2 separate regions of the Homo sapiens genome follow, and region 2 is linked to region 1. Evidence: read pairs that join two places in POLR2A ChIA-PET (ENCODE). Cell type or tissue: IMR-90. All regions are shown on one strand. Each heading gives the region's core, and the rest is flanking DNA. Links, peaks and the distances in the headings are about the cores only.

What was found. ChIA-PET counts read pairs that join two places held together with the same protein. Peaks named below come from ENCODE experiments on the same cell type or tissue, not always from the same donor. Only the 100,000 strongest peaks of a DNase experiment are listed, where the experiment ranks them.
Region 2: POLR2A ChIA-PET joins it to region 1 with 14 read pairs; 2 of 35 experiments call an interaction of 5 or more read pairs at or near these places.

The regions. Positions count from the first base shown.
Region 1 is chr7:148,623,583-148,626,504 of GRCh38, forward strand. It overlaps LOC105375557 (a long non-coding RNA gene), which reads right to left and starts at 1,858. Exons shown (of 3, transcript XR_001745397.2): 1 at 1,777-1,858; 2 at 1,099-1,253; 3 at 758-974. In IMR-90, for the core only: no CTCF peak of the experiment used is centred there; no DNase peak of the experiment used is centred there; H3K27me3 peaks cover 686 bases.
Region 2 is chr7:148,513,514-148,516,435 of GRCh38, forward strand. No RefSeq gene overlaps it. Among named protein-coding and RNA genes, the nearest start is that of C7orf33, 76 kb to the right of the region's middle. In IMR-90, for the core only: no CTCF peak of the experiment used is centred there; no DNase peak of the experiment used is centred there.

The DNA.
Region 1 (2,922 bases), core at 131-2,630:
TGCTGGTCACCTCGATCTTTATCGCAATGAAGAAAAGACAACACATGTTTTAACAGCCTTCATCCCCCTAATTAGCTTATTTTTTTAGCATGCAGTTAATTTGAAAACTTTATTTAAACGTAAATTGAGTGGATCAGTGTGGAAAGGTAAGTCGATACACAGCAGATTAAAGATAACAAAAAGAAACAAGTGACCTATATTTTCAGAACTTTTCCAGAATGATCGTTTGTTTTGTTTGATCAGTGCTAGAGAAAGAAGTGGCTGGAAGTTGGCAAAAGAACAAGTGGGAAACTGTAAAACGGCCTGTCTGAAATCTGTTCTTTTTTGTGGTTATTTGGGCCAGGCTGACTCCTCATTGCCAGCACTTCTCACATCAAGCACCCGGTCCACCACAAATATGCACATCTCGTCACATGCCGGTGACATTACATGCCCTCCAGTGGGTAAGCTTTCTTCACTTTGTCTAAATCTTTTGGAATTACAGCAACCAATTGACTGGATGTGATGGTTTCTATAATTTTTCATCTAGTGACTGAGAAAAAAAAAACCCTGACGTTTGAAAAGAGCCACTTTAAAAAGTTGTAAACAAGCATGAAGAGGCTTTCCTGGGTCATTAGCTGATTTTTATTTTGCAAAATGCATTCCCTGGAGACTTTCTAAGAAACTACTGTGCTTAATACCAAACTCATAAAAAGCTAGAAATTAGCTTTAATTGTTTAAAAATGGCCATCAATCATCTAAAGCCAGGATTGCTGTAATTTATGAAAATATCTTTATAAAGTATTTAAGATATTGTGGAATAATATATAGTTATAGATACACTAAGCTCAACAGTACCAACAGGCTAGCTCCAAATTTCCCCCAAAAGCTAAAGTTTTCCCTTTTTTGTACAGGAAGTTGGAAAAAAAAAAAACGAAAAATAGAGCTTTATTTTACTGAGAGGCAAGCAAGATTTTACTTACTATTTTTTTCTTCTGGAATATTCCATTTAATATTGGCGAAATGCATATTTCATAACAAAAGGAGAAACAAAAGAAAATTGTCATGAAAACAATGCCTACATGAAGTTAAAATGCTGCCGTCTAAAACACTATGTACCTGTTTATTCCCTCTCATAATGCAAGCTTTATTTCAGGAAAACCACACTCAGCTCCATCTCTCTGTGCCTAGGAGGGCTGGGTTGTCAATGTCAGGGAGGAGAAGAAAACCCAAGACAGGTTGAGCTGAGGTCAGGTACTTGGAGACGCCAAAGCCTGGTACAAAGTAGAAAAGCAGATTTAAGGATGGTCTGAGGTCAGAAAATGAGTCAAGAGCCAGATACACCAAGTTCAAACCAGGACAAGCCAAAAACCAGAGGCTTCGTGACAAATCTAAGAACAAATGAGACAGGGATATATGAATCGGCAAGTTAAACGAGACTAAGAAGCACATCAAATGGGTGTAGCTAAATCTACACAGACACTTTGTTCAGTGGCAGGACCTCTTCCTCCACCAGCAGGCTTTCACCAGTCTTAAAGGAGCAGTATTCTGAAAATATTATGGAAGGGACCAAAACAACTAATATAAGATGAAGACTTGGTTATGCAAAAATGCACCACCACTACAATCCCCAAAAGGAAGGTCTACAAGGAGCACACAAGCTAAAGATTGCCATTGCTATTGTTAGAACAATAAATTATATGTGACTATTATTTAGCACCCTTGAACACACAAAATAAGACTGATGTAACATTTAGCCCATAAAGTATTCATTCAAAATATTTATTGAGTACTTACAGCCAGGCACTGTGCTGAAAGCTGGGGATAAAAAGTTAAGCAGAATGTAGTCTGTGCTCTCAAGAAATTCACAGAGAAAGAGAAAAGAAGCGATTCCAATACAGTGTAATAAGTACACTGCAAGGGGTAAATCATGGGGTGTAAAGATAGAAGGATGATGACAGCTTCCCAAGGACAGGAAATCTAAGCTGAGAACTGAAGGAGTGACGCAGGACAGCTGGCGGGAGAACTTCTCTCCTTTATGTTTAATTACTGTCCAGAGCCATGGAGAATTTAGAGATAACACAAAAAAGACAATTAAATGAATGAAGGCCTCAAAAATATGACCATCTGCAGGGAGTGAAAGCAGTAGCATGGTCTGATCTTGAGTACTGTTAAAAGTAGAATTTTCAAAATGTTAAAACAACACATATACATAAGAGCATATGTCAAGGTTATTTTCAGCTCGCTAATGAGGGAACAAACAGAATGACAAAATGATTCAAAGGCAGATGCAAGAAACGAATGTACATATTTCCCATCAAAGAGAAGGCTAGAATAAAATTATTAAATACTAAAACTCATCATTGTTCTACAGAGCAATAAACTATAATCTTTAGGGTTTTTTCTCTAATGAACAGAAATAATTGGCATTATTATTAGACAAAAATAATTTTTATTGTAACAATTTACTACATATTAACATCTAACTTTTGTTGCAAAAATGCCTGGGCCCTATTCATTAGCCAATAGGAAGTTAAATTGTATTCTCCAAGAGAGTCAGGTGATCCTTACACAGGCTTGTTAAGTGAACCCCTAGCCTAACAATAAAATTCACACCACCATCTTTCTCGCTACCTTCTATGTGTTGGATCATTTTGTTTAGTAACCTCCAAGAATGTTTAGCCTCTGAAATGTACCTAGTATGAAGACATCCCACAAGGAGAGTTGTGATCTTCCTCAATCTCCCCAAACAGACTAAAGGTTATAGGAAAATAGATTTCTTCTATCTGATTCTAAGGCGTAAGGATGATAAGAACCACCCACATTCTGGCTGGGCGTGGTGGCTCACGCCTGTTATCCCAGCACTTTGGGAGGCCAAGGCGGGTGGATCACCTGAGGTCAGGAGTTCGAGACCAGCCTGACCAACATGGCAAAACCCTGTCT
Region 2 (2,922 bases), core at 110-2,609, 110 kb before region 1:
GGGACATCATCCTAAATTTTATCATCGATTCTTCTTTATATCTCCCTGGTCACCTTTGAGAGCCTATTACCCCTTAATCATATTTCCAATTTCTGTGTTATTCCTTCATACGTATTAAACATACTTATTTTATATTATATATCAGACATTTCCAATATTAAAAGGCTCTTCAGGTCTGATTCTGTTGCTTATTGTTTCTGCTGGAATGTATGTGTTTTTTGTTGTTGTTGTTTGTTTCTTTTTTTTTTCTTTTTTTTTTTTTTTTTGAGATGGAGTCTCACTCTGTCACCCAGGCTGGAGTGCAGTGGCGCAATCTAGGCTCACTGCAAGCTCCACCTCCCGGCTTCATGCCATTCTCCTGCCTCAGCCTCCTGAGTAGCTGGGACTACAGGCACCCGCCACCATGCCTGGCTAATTTTTTGTATTTTTAGTAGAGACAGGGCTTCACCGTGTTAGCCAGGAGTGTTTTGTTTTTTGAGCCCATTTTCCCTGGAACTTTGCCGAACCTCTCTGAGACCTACTTGAGGATATTACGCCAGGATAGATTCTTGTTTTCTTTTTTAGATGACTGGAAACATTACAAGTCAGAACTAATTTAAACTAAATTTTCAATTGGGGTTTATTTGCATCACACAGGCAGCGTGAATTCCAGCCTCACACCCACACATGAACCAGTTTATGGTAAATTCTCAATGTAGCCTTTTGTGTTTTAGCCCCTAAACCCAGAACCAAAGTTAAAACAAACAAGTTTCCTCGTGGCCTACTTTTTTGGGTGCCTTTTCTTTTTTCTAGTTTACCTTTTCACAGAGAATTTGGACATTAGAGATCCAGCCTTACTCTGAGGTTTCTAAACTGACTCCCAACTTGTATGAACCCAAAGCGTTGTCCCTTATCCCCCATGCCCCTATGTGGCCTTTGAAATTGAAATTCTTATCAGCAGAGGTTGGCGGGTGCCCTTAAGACATATACCATTAGGACAAAGGGTTAGAAGTCTTTATCTCGCTTTTGTTTTTGACTTTTTAAAAAAAATTCTTACTCTTCCTAACTTAATTTTCTATCTTACTCTCCAGAAAGACACAGTATAGAAATTGCATATACTTTCTGTGTTCTGAACATTTGTGTCCCCCCCAAATTCATATGTTCAAACCTAACAACCAATCTGATAGTATTAAGAGGTAGGGACTTTGGGAGGTGATTAGATCATGAGTGCAGAACCCTCATAAGTAGGATTAGGGCCCTCATAAAAGAGGCCCAGAGCTTGTTGGCCCATTTTGCCATGTGAGAGAACACAGCAAGAAGGCACCATCTATAAGGAAGCAGACCCTTCCCAGATGCCGCAGACACCTTGATCTTGGACTTCCCAGCCTCTAGAACTGTGAGAAGTAAATTTCTGTTGTTTACAAGTTACCCAGCCTGTTTGAGTAACTGAGATACACGCAGACTGAGATAACACTTTCTCTGTCTAGCAATCCTGCAAGTATAACAAAGAAAGTGGTGCTGCTATGGGACATTATTGCCACTCTCTCCTTCCATGAGGTTATCATTGAAGGCCTCTGGAAAGAGATAAAGCATTCTCATTTTTCACCTTTTCCCCCAGACCACTCAAAGAGGGTGGAAGAGCTGTCATTAAGCCCTAAAGTGGGCTGTAAAGAGAGGCCCCTGCAGTATGCAGATGAAACAAGGAAGAGTCTAAGTGGGAAGAGGAAGAGATTAAGAGACCGGCGGGTGAGCATCATGCCTATGCCATGATAACCTCCAAATTCACCAAGAGCCTCATTTGGGGTGTTTTCCTCAGGTCTTCTAGGGACAGACTCACCCTTCACCAGTATTACACCCTCAACAGCGAGACTGGGCTGCTTATCAGCATCATGTCCACCAATGAGACCCTCCCCAAGTGCTAATCACTACATTCCTATCATCATCTCTAAAGATGTGGTCAAAGGCTTTTCTTCTCTGCTCACAAACACATTCCGCAAAGTGATGAATCATAGCCTAGACTGGAGATCTAGTCTACCCAACAGGTCAAATACACATCCTGAAAGCTACAAAGCAAAAGTTAAAGCTAAAGTGACTTTAACCAAAGAAAGGGGTAGAGAAGGAACACTGGCCTCAGTTCACGGTACCATTTGAGTGCTCACTCCTACCTTGGCCTTGGGGACACTAAATAGCACTCTTCCTCCTGGTTCCCGTTCGAGCATCAGGAGTCTTATTCTTGTTCCAGCCAAGTCCAGCCTCATAAATGTTGGTGTTTCCATAGAGTGGAGCCCTTATTCTCTCTTGCTTTCCTTTCCCTTTTCCTGCAACACAAGCTGACTCCATTGTTTTCTCTGCTAAAGCAGTTCCCAAAATTAATTGTAAATGAATGCATATGGCTGTGTATAAATAAAACTTTATAAAAACAGGCAGTGAGCTAGGTTTAGTCAACCACTGTTATAAAGGGATATTAAAATCAAATTGGCTTCAGTCAGCCAATTTGCCTGAGCCTCTGACTCATACAGCAAATTCTCTAATAGACATCTCATAAGCACCTCAACATTTTCTACAAAATGGGACTCATCATCCTTCTTTCTAAAACCTGCTCCTTTCCCTGAAATCTACACCTGGTCACCCTTCACCCAACAGAGCAGACAGCAGGCTTCACCTGCCCACTCCACATGCATTTAGCTCCAGGCTCTACCAGTTCTCTTTCACAAGGGCTGTCGAAACTGCCCACTCTTCTTTATCTTATCCATTCATTTATTCGACACAGTTTTATGGTGGTGAGTCACTAGTGGACCAACATTATTTTTGCTTTCTAAAAACAGCACATACAGAATATAAAGATGGCCCACACTGAATCTCCTTTCCTGCCTTTCAAAGAAGACACTCACTAAACAATTTAACTCTTGACTGCCTACATACTTGATTTCATCACAAATGTAG